Regions from separate parts of the Homo sapiens genome. Here all the other regions are linked to region 1. A link is a loop called in an ENCODE intact Hi-C map of the cell type or tissue named here. Cell type or tissue: PC-9. All regions are shown on one strand. Each heading gives the region's core, and the rest is flanking DNA. Links, peaks and the distances in the headings are about the cores only. Region 1 overlaps KIAA1217. Region 2 overlaps KIAA1217. Region 3 overlaps KIAA1217.

What was found. A loop is a pair of places that touch in the nucleus more often than their neighbours do. Peaks named below come from ENCODE experiments on the same cell type or tissue, not always from the same donor. Only the 100,000 strongest peaks of a DNase experiment are listed, where the experiment ranks them.
Region 2: a loop joins it to region 1, with 12 times the contacts of the local background. A loop is called at or near these places in 2 of 110 quality-filtered maps.
Region 3: a loop joins it to region 1, with 2.8 times the contacts of the local background. A loop is called at or near these places in 4 of 110 quality-filtered maps.

What each region holds. Positions count from the first base shown.
Region 1 is chr10:24,342,337-24,346,625 of GRCh38, forward strand. The region is part of intron 2 of KIAA1217; the gene reads left to right. Among named protein-coding and RNA genes, the nearest start is that of MIR603, 69 kb to the left of the region's middle. In PC-9, for the core only: no CTCF peak of the experiment used is centred there; a DNase peak (open chromatin) is centred at 2,145; H3K4me3 peaks cover 478 bases; H3K27ac peaks cover 1,665 bases.
Region 2 is chr10:24,461,786-24,466,074 of GRCh38, forward strand. All of the region lies in intron 5 of KIAA1217, which reads left to right. It overlaps LOC105376455 (a long non-coding RNA gene), which reads right to left. Exons shown (of 3, transcript XR_930755.4): 1 at 3,968-4,289. Among named protein-coding and RNA genes, the nearest start is that of MIR603, 190 kb to the left of the region's middle. RefSeq lists an enhancer at 683-1,184. In PC-9, for the core only: no CTCF peak of the experiment used is centred there; DNase peaks (open chromatin) are centred at 1,966 and 2,526; H3K4me3 peaks cover 316 bases; H3K27ac peaks cover 2,409 bases.
Region 3 is chr10:24,236,887-24,241,175 of GRCh38, forward strand. The region is part of intron 2 of KIAA1217; the gene reads left to right. Among named protein-coding and RNA genes, the nearest start is that of KIAA1217, 30 kb to the left of the region's middle. RefSeq lists an enhancer at 862-1,387. In PC-9, for the core only: no CTCF peak of the experiment used is centred there; DNase peaks (open chromatin) are centred at 1,785 and 2,195; H3K4me3 peaks cover 2,402 bases; H3K27ac peaks cover 2,031 bases.

The DNA.
Region 1 (4,289 bases), core at 1,033-3,532:
TTTTTAATTAAAAATTTCAAATTAAATGTAATATATGTACATGGAAAAACTTCATACGTTAAGCTGTGCACACAATCACAAAGTTAAAAGCTTCTACCTTCAATTCTCAATCCTCCTTTCTAAAATTAACCATTGTTATTCATTTTTTGTTAGATCCTTTCCTCAAATGGCATATGCATATCCCAGTAGATAGATGCATGGCTTATGTGAACATTTATAAAAATTATAATAATCTACAGTTACTCTGTATGTCGCTTCTCCACTTAGTGATGCATCTTCAAGGTACTTCACATTAGCTCATGCAGATACAACTCAATTTTTTTTTTTTTTTTTTTTTTTTGAAACAGAGTCTCACTCTGTCGCCCAGGCTGGAGTACAGTGGCGCAATCTCGGCTCACTGCAACCTCCGCCTCCCAGGTTCAAGCGATCCTCCTGCCTCAGCTTCCAGAGTAGCTGGGACTACAGATGCATGCCACCACATCCGGCTGATTTTTTATTTTTAGTAGAGACAGGGTTTCACCATCTTGGCCAGGCTGGTCTCGAACTCCTAACCTCGGGGATCCGCCGACCTCTGCCTCCAAAAGTGCTGGGATTACAGGCGTGAGCCACTGCACCCGGCCGACTCAGTTTTTAATGATTACATTGTTTACCATCATATGAATTATCATTTACTAAATCAGTTCCCTATGCTAATTTAAATGATTATTTTTCTAGTTTCTGTCTTTCTCTAACTGCAACTCCTGCATTTCCATCTTTATCCAATTTCTTACGAAGGCAAAGCTGCACTGGATGGTCTGTTCATATATCTGGGTATTTTTTTCCACAGGATAACTTTCTAAAGGTAGAATTGATTGTTCAAAATGTTTACAAATCTTACCAGAAATGTTAGACCTATTTGGATATATATAATATTCTGCAACATATAAGAATGCTAGTTGATAGTTGCTATCCTGTATATTAACTTTTTAAAAGTTTTGCTAACCCAATGAGTAAAAAAAGCTCATTGTTTTGATTTACATTTTTATAATCATTGACGTTAGAGTATATTTTCCTATATTAGTTAGTCAATTTTGTGTTTGTGCGAAGCTCCAGTTTGTGTTTTTACCCATTTTTAATTGGATGATGAGGTTTTTGGGGGGTATTTTTAGACCACTTCATAAATTAAGGAATTAACTTTCACACTTTATGCAAATATTTCTCCAGTTGTTAAAGTTTGCATGTATTTTTCCCATAGAAATTTAAAATTTTCATGCAATCAACCTCAGAAATCTTTCCTCTCATATTTCTGCCTCTGGAATTGTATTTTTAGAAAGAACTTCCCTGTCCTAATATTACATATTAAGCATTGTTTGTGTTCTATACTAGTGCTCTTAGAGTTTAGCTTCCTTACGTTGTAATATTTGATCCTTCTACAGTTTATTTTGAGGCAAGGAGTTTGATAGAGATCTAGCTTTCTTTCTTTTGCCAAGTGGCTAGTCAACAGTACCACTACCACGAACTGAATAATTAATCTTTTCCCTTGTTGATTTGAAATGCCACTTTGTGAGATCCAAATTTCTGCCTGTGTTTGGGTCTGTTTCTGAACTCTATGTTTCATTCCATTGAGCTGTTTTTCCGTCTCCAATTCTACGATGTTTGAGTGACTATATTTTTAGTTATGGGCCATGCAGGGGGAAGATTTGCAAAATTGGTTGCTCAGTTCACTGTTTTGAAACTGCTTAATGAAGAGGCCTCTTTGTTTCCATTTTCTCTATTAACACCAGAATTAGTGTTCACGATGACATTGTATCATCCAAAAAGAATTAATTTTGCCCTTATAATAAGCTTAACAAGATTGAATATAAACAAAATTTTAAATAAATAAGATAATGTTAAAAATAGCATCTAGAAGGATATTTTTAAATGTCTTATCTGGAAATCTCACTTCTGGGACAGCGTTCAATAAATCTACTGTACCTACTCACACACACATTTGTAGACAATCAGACAGAAAACTGTTCGTATTTCTTGCGCTTTGTCTTTTAGAATGTGGCACATCGAATAGAGTTACCAGTTGCCCTGATCTGACTGATTTCGTATAAATGTCTTTGCTTTGGCAACAGTTGAGACCTATTCCTTCTCTGAGGTAAATCTTCTTGCAGAGCAGGAAGTTGAGGTTTTGGGGTAGAGTCCAAGAGTCAGTTCTGACCTTATTATTGGGGAATGTGGAAACCTAAAGCCTTCCATGAGTTAATAATGTGCACAGTGAAGGATTTTTTTCCCTCCTGAACTGATTGGGTATTTTCTAAAAGAGGATGAGCTTTTAATAACAGGAATGTAACTTTTAATTTTAAACAGATCTGTGCTTAAACATGGTCAGGGAATAGCCCCTGCTCAAAAATCTCCTTATTTGTACATGTTATTGTTCAAGGGAGAGACCTTCCTATTTATATGGCGAGAAAATAAATGAGATTTCTTTCTATCTGTCTTCCATATGTTTAATGGTAGGAATGTGTCTTGGATCTTGAATTAAAACAGACTGTGGATTCAGTTAGTTGATACAATTAAGAACTGTTCTTATCTCAGAATCAACTCTGCAGACTATCTCAGAGAATCCAATATCAACCATCCAGGTGGCTAATCCATCATCAACTGAATGGGCAATTTGGTTGCTTCTGTTCAATTGAACAAAGAGGCATAGGCACTCGTTAGTTCCACACCCCAGTCAGAGAAGCAACATGGGTGTGTGACAAAAGGGGTATATAGTCTGTTCTTTGGCTTCAGATATGAAAAAGCTTTTTTCAATCCAACTAATTCAAGACACCAAGCATAGTGATTTCTTCACTGACAGTTAGCATTGAAAATGAACTTCATTTTCCTCCTAACACACACAAAAAAGGGGGTGGTAGAAGCCACGGCAGATCATGGCAGATGGCACTTAGGGACAGCTGTAGTGCTTGGCTTGAGTTCCCCTCCGCATGGAGCACAGAGCTGCCCACTTCGTAGGAATACGGCAATATTTATCTACGCATAGGAGTCATTCCAAATAAAAAGGGTAACAGAAAGAAATTGCAGCCTACTGCTGTGAGCCTATCCAAAGGGTATCCATACATAGCCCAACATTTGAGGTAAGGGCATGGTTTAAGATCTCAAGGAATCAAAACATTATGGAAACACTAACGGGACCATTAGAATAAATGAATGAACCTAAGATCTTCAGTCCGACTTGATTGAGTGCAGATCCAGTCCCCTTTGGAGAGAGTTGTTAAGATAAGACTTAACTGTGACTAAATATACAGGCAAGGAATTGCCTCTGCAACACAAATAAGAAGCTTAGAATAATTTGCCATTTGAACTTTCCTTATATAGTTAGATACTTTGTAGAGAAACCTAGGCTAGGAGTTGGTGATTTTTTTTGGGTGGGGGGGTCGCTTTTTTCCCCCTTTCTCATTTTATTCATTTGACTATCGGCAACTTTACGATTTTTTAAATTGTAGTAAAATACACATAACGTAAAATTACCATCTTAACCATTTTAAAGCGTACAGTTCCGTGGTGTTAAGTATATTCACATTGTTATGCAACCAATCTTCAGAACTTTTTCATCTTGTAAAACTGAAACTCTATCCATTCAACAACAGCTCTCCATCCCCGCCATCCTCCCAGCCCCTGGCAACCACCATTCTACTTTCTGTCTCTGTGAGCTTGACTATTCTAGACAACTCGTTTAGGTAAAATCATAAACCTACTGAAAGTGTTTGGGTTTTTCTATGTGACTGGTTTATTTCACTTAGCACAATGTCCTCAAGGTTCACGTATGTGGCAGCATGTGTCAGAATTTCCTTTTTAAGGCTTAATAATATTCTGGCCGGGCACCGTGGCTCACACCTGTAATCCCAGCACTTTGGGAGGCCGAGGTGTGGGCGGATCACCAGGTCCGGAGATCGAGACCATCCTGGCTAACACAGTGAAACACTGTCTCTACTAAAAAACAAAATACAAAAATATTTGCTGGGCATGGTGGCGGGCACCTGCAGTCCCAGCTACTTGGGAGGCTGAGGCAGGAGAATGGCATGAACCCAGGAGGCGGAGCTTGCAGTGAGCCGAGATCGTGCCACTGCACTCCAGCCTGGGGGACAGAGCGAGACTCCGTCTCAAAAAATAATAATAATAATATTTCTTTGTATGTCTATACATTTTGTTTATTCATTCATCTGTCAAAGGACATTTGGTATTTTGGGTTTTGTTGGCCCTTTTTTTTTTTTTTTTTTTTGGAGGCAGAGTCTTGCTCTGTCACCAGGCTGAAGTGC
Region 2 (4,289 bases), core at 1,230-3,729, 120 kb after region 1:
TGCTCTACCTAGCTATTTTTGTTCACGATATAATCAATTTGGTCAGTTTCTCCAGTGAAAAGAAAGAAGAGCATAGAGTGCAGCGATGGAGACCCTGTGCCTCTGTGGGTGGTGCATGCATCTCTGAGGGGCATGGTCCTGAGAATGTCACCCCATAATGGAATTAGGGTTGTAATGGTAAGGGATTTTAATCAGCTAAGGCTCAGATATTTTATTTCATAAGTAATCCGGTGCCTGTGACTGATGATGACTTTGTGCATGCTTCTGTGTGTACATATATGTATATGTATACATATGTATAACTTGTGATATGGTGATATCCATATAGTACTGAGTGATGTATAATATCGATAGGTATATATAAGTATAATATATATAAGCATATATACTGATATATCTATTAAATATAACTAATATATAACTAATTATATAACTTACTCATTTTGAGGCAAGTAGATAAAACCTAATTGTAAGTCAAGAGAGGCTCTAAATCATTCGAGCCGAAGCCCAGTGAGATGCCCCAGTGATTCTTTTCCTTTGCTGTGAAAATCTGGACCTGTGAATGGAGTGAGGTACTTCTCAACAGACTTGTTCATGTTTCACACCATGGCCAGAAATCGAATAAGGAATCCATCAGTGATCACGCGTGGGCAGGCATGAGGAACATCGTTCTTTGCAGAATAGCTTGCAGTGTCCTGAAGTGCACAGCAGGTCACACGCAAACAACCGAGGAAGCTGGGGTTCTTGCTGCCTCACTGCTTAGCAGCTATGGGAAGCTGGGTGAGGTTCTTAACTCCCTGCACTTCTGTTTCCCAACTATTCAAAAAGACATAAGACACCTGTTCTATGTCTTTCACTGAGTTCTGGAGCCCATGAAATGTCACAATTGAGAGCCCTTTGTAAACTGCAAACTGCTATGTGATTATTGGAGTGTTTGTGGGTGGGGTATGGTGAGCACGGGGATTTAAAATCTCTTGTTAGAATATGAAGTGTCACAAGCAAATAAAGCAGTATATCCTATATGGCAACATGTGGTTGACAAGTTACATAGTAGTTTCAAGAACTGTCATAAAGAGAAAAATAAAGTCTAAGGCGCTAAAAAGTTGTAGTTGGGTGCCGCAGATAACTTACTAGCATCCAATCTAGAAAACATTAAAAGGGAGCTGTGCATAAAAGAACAAGGTTCGTCCAGGAAATGGGTGGATGTGCAGAGATGGAGATAAGAGAAGGAATTATTTGTACCATCTGTTGCAAGTGGCATAAAAAAGATATCATTTTACAAACTGTAACTATTTTTGGTACAAAAGGAGGTTGTCCTTGGCCTGGGGAACATGGGAGTAGCCCAGCAGAAGATTGAGTGTCAGTGAGAAGGACATTTTTCTTTTATCCATCCTACAGCACTGCACAATTATTGATTGTGGCTTGGAAGCGAAATGATTTATTTAACATTACTTCTCTATTCTGCTCCAGATTGAGATCTTTAATCACTGTTGGACCCAGGACTGGTCAGCCAGGTCTGGCCACTGGAGGGCTCAGTAGAGTTCCTCTGTCAAAAGATTTATAGAAATAACGCTCATCTTAAATATAGCCATAAGCTAACCGCTGACTGGACCATCTCTTTCCTGGGAATTAAATAATTTTGGCAGCAGTCTGTCTGTCTGTCTGTCTCATGTCTGGGAGACATTCCGTTTACAATCAAATGAAACAATAGGCTAACTAAAACCTTACAAATGGCAATCTTCCCAATTTTACCAATGCAAACAAGATGAATTTGAAATTTTTTCAACGTAATAATCCCTTCCCTTCCTAATATCATCTTCATATCTATAGGCACAGTTCAGATTTTCTTTGAGCAAATGTAATTTTTTTAAAGCCAATGAAGAAATGAATATGAAAGGGAAAATAGGAATGAATATGTGTCACAATACTATTGGCCTTGCCAGAGCATAAAAATTACTTCCTGTTGAGGTAATCCTGAATATTTCCTAGCACGTCCATTCTTAACACTGACTCAGAAAGAATACATTGCTTCCACTTTGCTTTTAGGCCTAGTCAATGAAAGGAAGAGGGAAAATGAAGAGTGGGACACTTTATACACTGCTGGGAAGAGGAACGTAGTAATGGCTGTAATGTCCCAAGGTAGAGAAGGCAGAGAAGGATCTGGTGATGTAATCAAACCAAAGCGTGGGGGTGTTAGTGGTTGCACACACTCATACTGAACCAAACTTTATGGTGAGTTAGCCTGAAAGAGCCCTTCTCTGGAGAATGTGCCTTCCACTGAGATAAAGCCACTGGGTCCTAGATGGCACCAGGATATTGTTTAGGAAATTGGCTTGTCTGGTTCATTAGCAGGTACTCTGGGGCCTTTGGAGATTGAACTCCACCTCTCTTGGGTGAGCTTGGCGCTTGCTAAAGAGCATTTAACTCATCCTGATTCACCGCAGGATTGGGCTGGCTTTCAAACTCCTGACAGTGAATTACTGCTCTTGTAATGACGAATCCATGCATGCATGCTACAGACAGTGCCCTGGAGCATTTTGAAAGTGAAAGGAAATTGCTGTGAACCTGGCAGGAAGGAAGAGAAGGGAGAGGTAAACTAGACTTCTTCTCGCATTGAACCGACCGACTCTCATTGTAACAGGGTCAACAGAAGCCACCTCTCTCTAGCGTAATGGACATGGTTTCTTGTGGTTTTACCCTTTGTTGCTTTTTTTTGGAGCCAGGGTCTCACTCTGTCACCCAGGCTGGAGCGCAATGGTGTGATCTTGGCTCACTGTAGCCTCTCAACCTCTCAGGCTCAAGTGATCCTCCCACCTCAGCCTCCCAAGTAGCTGGGAACACAGGCATGCACCAGCATGCCCAGCTAAGTTTTTACTTTTTGTATAGGCTGGGCCTCCCTATGTTGCCCAAGCTGGTCTCAAACTCCTGGGCTCAGGGGATCCTCCTGCTTCCACATCCCAAAGTGCTAGGATTACAGGCGTGAGCCACATAGCACCTAGCCCATAGCAGATATGGGATAACATGTCGAACATGGCATGACTTGCTTAGCCAAGCAGCAGAGAGACAGAGAGTTCACTGTTTGTTTCCTGGGGGACAGCCTGGCCCCAGACCCTTCACATACAGTCACTGGGACAAGCAACCCTGCCCATAATAAGCAGGTAAAGAAGAATTATAAGAGCCATGTCTGTTAGCACACCTCACGCCATAAGACAGGGTCTTTGGAGGATGTGATAGGGGCGGCATCGTGGCCTAATCAGACAAGGGGGACCACTCCTCCATCCCCCTTCCTGGAAAGTACGTGCTTGACTGAAGACACAAAACAAAACCTGCCTAATGTATACCAGATTCATCAGAAGCTGATAGTGTGTGCCTCCCATACTCTGGTGAGAAATAACAAACCCTTGCTGATTAGATTAAAAGTCAAGAGCTTCCACATTCCTTCTACTGTTTTCCGACCTCTTAGGTGGCATCTGTTACAACCACTTCATCCAAATATTTTTCCTAGTGAGACATCTTAGGAGGGTGGCAATGTCACGTGCTCCATTTGCCCCCTTCTTTAATAACCACAAAGTGATTTGATGGCAGTAAACAGTTTTTTTAGAAAGCCTGCAAAGGACTGGATTTGAACTTGAAAGACGTCATGGAATTCTTTTGGTCAGCAAGAACAACCTCTAAAAGCCTTAAAATGTTTTAAAAATGCACAGGCTGCCCAGAGCGTGGTAGTTGGGTGTGGCGTGAAGCCAGTGGGGCTTCCAGCCCAGTGAGTGGAGTTCCTTGTCACCGTATTCCCACTTGGATAGCTTTCGGTTCCACCCAGTCCCCAAGGGCTCAGAAAACATGATGGTAATCAGAGCCTGCCTGGGAGCGCAGGAGATGCTTCCTTTCTCCCCCACCTTTTGCTAGCAATGCATTAATGCCAGTCCTCCGCTGAGAGCTGCACAAGTCACTTCGTGTTGTGGACACGCACCTTCTTGTACCTGTTCCCCTGGAAGATACCAGCTGTGCTGACAGCGGTTGTAGCCAGAGGTCTCTGGGGATCGCCTACCTTCTCGTCCTTCATCTTGTTTAGGGTGGGGCAGAAGGGCTCTGGTTTCCTTTCCAGAATCCCCTCTGCACAGCCCTGGTTTGCCCTCTCTATCTTTCCTTCTCGTTTCAGATGTATTTTCCAGGGTGATTGCAGTTCCTTGCCCGGCGCTATGTAGGACTGATTAATGGCTGCTACCCAAAGTTCAGCGTGGTAAAACAGGGCTGGTTAATTAATAGACAGCCTCCTTATCTCCCTCATGTTT
Region 3 (4,289 bases), core at 1,167-3,666, 110 kb before region 1:
AAAGATCCTGCTACCTCAGCCTCCCAAAGTGCTAGGATTACAGGCATGAGCCACTGCTCCTGGCCCGTTTTCTACCTCTGCTATAAAACAGGTTTGTTGAAGCGAATTCAAGACAGAGAGTCTTATTTGCTCTCCAAGTCAATCATAGGTACCCATGATGTTGCTAAATTTAGAAAAAATAGCTCATCTACATGCATTTATTGAGCTCTGATTTGATTAGTATGATGCTAAGGTTGCCATCAGGCAAATCACAATGTCATTAAGGCTTAGTGAGATGTTTTTCTCATTCAGGGATGGTAGGAAAAATCGTCACTGGACTGGCCACCTCTAATCAACTCTTGGCATTTCTGCCCAGCCTTCGTGTGTTGTCCTTATTGCTGGGATCCTTGTTGCCAAACACTTTCCCAGCTCTAAGTTGTTCAAGATCTCTCTGTCTTGATCATAATAATGTCAATGCTGGTTACAAATTTTTCTCTTGGGTTTACCTCTGCCTGTCCACTGAGGAAACGGTTAATGGAGTTGCTTTCCCATCTGAATTCTTTCTGGACTCTCTCCATTTGCCTTTACATTCTGACTCTTCTCGCTCTCTTTTCCAAGCCTGAATTCAATAAGCAAAAGCTGAGATACTGTAATTTCCTAAATAACCCAAAGGGAAGATCTGGCATAATTTATAACCACTCTGACTGCTGAATCAACTTGCACTTGCTCTTCTCTCTAATGGAACTTTGAAGAATAACTGTAATTGAATAGTGCCTCCACCCCATCTTCAGATTTGACTGAATCAAGCCTAGATCTGGTTATATCTGGTTTTTGTTTGTTTCATGTTGTGTTTGTGCCCCACTGAGTATAAAGCCCAAGTGTGGGCTTCATCTGGATGTATTTTCATCTCACAGAGACATTAATTGAATCTCTGACAATAGTCTTGCCTCCGAGGAGTGCTCCAACTCTGGCTGCGGTATTAAACCAAGGTAGTTCTTGGTTGCCTTCAAAGGTAACCTCCCATCTGTTGACAGTGAACTACGGCAATGCAACGCTTACAGAATCATTGGAGGAGAGGATCCAAAGCGTTTACAATTCCCTGCTATGCAAAGAGTCATTCTGAGTTTTTTTAACCTATGATTGCTCTCTGTAAATACCTGGGTGCACCCAGCAAGGTGTAGAGGTTAATGTTTGCTCTCTGACCTTTGAAGACAGATGCACTGAATATGTTGCAGTTTGCAATGGGATCCGTGGCAAGTTAACAGCAGACTGCTCCTTCAGCTACTGCTGTTTCCAAAACTCTGCAGTGTCACATCTTGCTCGCGGCTGCCTCCTCAGAAGTGCTTCTCAGCTTCCATTCAGCTCCCTGCTGAGTTCCTCTGAAGAACTTTGTACTGTGGCATATGACAGCGACCTGATAACATTATGATAAACTCCTATGGGTTTGAACTCAGTCCTATTCAAATTTTCTGGTGCCTAGTGGTCAGCAGTCTTAGACCTGGGGAGTAAGAGGTGTGTCTGCAGTGAATTTAGAGGTGAGAAGAAAGAGGGCTGGACTCAGATATTGAGTATCTTAGAGCCTACGGACCATTTCCCAAAGCCTAGAATAGATTTCAGCGTAATTCTGGTAATTTACATAAACTAGGATAGACATGCAAAATATCTGGATATGTTAGGAAGGAGTTAAAAAGTTCTCCACACCTTTTCCTACCACCTCTGCAGCCATAGAAGCCGAGGGGAAATGCACACACACACACACATACACACTCTGGCAGGGAACCTGTTTTGCAAGTTTTGCTGGTAAAAAGTTCTAGGAAGGGGGCTGGTGGAGAACAGAGTGGAAAAGAAGTATCAATTGAAGGTTTTTCAAGACCTGAGTTTTCAAGGTAACTTTATCCTGCAGAGAGAGACACGCATGGCCGCTGTAGGTTTTTCTTCCACCAATTAAGTGCATTGTTAGACAGGGAGGGGCAGATTAACGAACGCCTATAATTTTGATCATTGTTTTTTGCAAAACAGCTCAGGCTTTGAAAATGAAGCCATCGTTCCCGGCTAAGTTTCTGCCAACAGCACAAATTATACTGTGCAGAGATCCAAAGCCCCTAAGAAGGTTTCATTAATGAACAATTTCAGACGATTGTTTAAGTCTTCGCCTGACAGGTAATGTTGGCATGTCGGCAGGTGGGGTTAGGGTTTCCATGGAGATTTATGATGTCATGCTTGAAAGAGCATGTCAAGACAGCCGATTTAACAAGTAGCTACTCAAAAAGTCCTATAGGCTACAAGTAGGTTTTATGCAAATGACGAGAGTTTCACTGGGAAAAACTGCAAAAGAAAACAGCCCAGACATGGAGGGGGGTTTTACCTGACAGCTCCGAAGGAAGACCCTGGAGTCCGTTCCAGACAAAAACTTCCAGAAGAATTAGATTTTCTGCTTTAACTGCCGCCTCACCTGTGGAGCTCTGGGTACAGGTAAATATGCGGGGTTTTTTTCTTCCAAGTTTTTGCCAAAAATTATTTGGAAACATTTCGCTCTGTTTCTCGGCATTGTTCTCTTGGCAGGAAGAAGTGAATCAATAAGCCCAGCTTTCCCATAGCAATGTTCGTGCTAAAGGGCTGTTTTTAAGGGCTTTTTTTTTTTTTTTTATTGAATGAACTGAGATTTTTGAATAGAGCTGAAAACAAGCGATGCATTGTGCGTTCTGCTGATTGTGCCCGGTGAATACTGCTATAAAAGTGCCACAGATAAGGGTTAGATGGACAATCTGAAAATTGAGATGCTCCATGTATTTCTTATTTATTCCCAGATGTGTGTGTGTGTGTGTGTGTGTTTGTGTGTGTGTGTGTGTGTGTTCTTTTACTCTTACGACAAACCTGAAATTGAGACTATGGGTAGTTTTGTATTTTCACATTGTAAAAATGCCAAAAATAAAATCCATGGAATGTTGCAGAAATAATCTTTGAATCAGGTTTATGAACATTGCACTTTTTTAAAAGTATGTATCTGATGCTTTTCTCACCGAGGCATTTTTCCCAGACTAGAAAAAAACAGTCCTGATAGAGACATCCAGTTTTTGAGCTTTTAGGGAAGCAGGATTTCTAAATTCCAAGAAGATAGATAAAGACTTCTTGGAGGAAGGTGGGGTGTGGGTGATAAAGGTAGTTTTTAAAGCATGGTTTAAAAGAAAATACTGGTCACTTGGGAGTATGAGGGTTTTTTTTGTTTGCTTCGGCTGCCAGTGAGGATAAGTAAACAGTCTTGCCAGCCATTTGGATGTGATAGCAATCACTGGATGCGGCTGTGGATCTGTGAGTTAGCTGAAAGGGGTTAGTTCAGAGGCATCAGTTGCCCTGTGAGTAGTTAGTTCCACCAAGCTTAAAAAGAACACAAAGAAAGCCTATTGTTTCTTCCACACAGTGCATGGCAGCGTGTGAGGTTAAAGCGGAGTTCAGAATCATCGAAAGATACCTGTGAAATGGGAATTTGGACTTTTGAAACTAAAACTACTTAGGAATAAGTGGATAGGCTTTCAAAATGTTTTAAGAACTGCCTCATGTGTGAGAATGAGACCTCCTGAAATTTTGCAGTTAGATAATGTGGATTAATGCCAGAACTCACATTCATATTAAATTGTTACCACAGTTATTGCAAAACAGTGAGTGACAAAGAACTGTGCCTCCAACATCGGAAGTTCTGGGCGTTGAGTTCTGGCTTCACCACTTAGTGGCTGTATAACTAGAGGAAAGTAAATTCATGTCCTTAGGCCTCAGTCATCATGTCCATAAAATGGGATGCCAGTAGCTAGCTGTGTTGTGAGGATTAAATAACAAAACAGACGTAGCACAGTTCTAAGCATTCATGTTCCAAATGTTAATGATTGTTTTTATTGACTGCTGAAATGGCATTGGATATTTAGAAAGTGTTTTTATATTCTTTACTTCCTCTTATCATTACAAGTAATGACTAGCAGTCAAGTAAGGCTAGTAGTCTTTTTTTTTTTAAAAAAAAAAGACAGGGTCTCACTCTGCCACCTAGGCTGAAGTGCAGTGGCGCGATCTTGGCTCACTGCAACCTCTGCCTCCCGGCTAAAGCAATCCTCCCACCTCAGCCTCCTGACTACTGGTGCATGCCACTGTGCCAGGCTAATTTTTTGTATTTTTGGTAGAGATGGGGTTTCACCATGATGCCCAGGCTGGTCTCAAACTCCTGGGCTCAAGTGATCTACCCACCTTGGCCTCCCGAAATGCTGGGATTACAGGCTTGAGCCACTGCACCCGGCCTTGGCTAGCAGTCTATTTCCACTTTACAG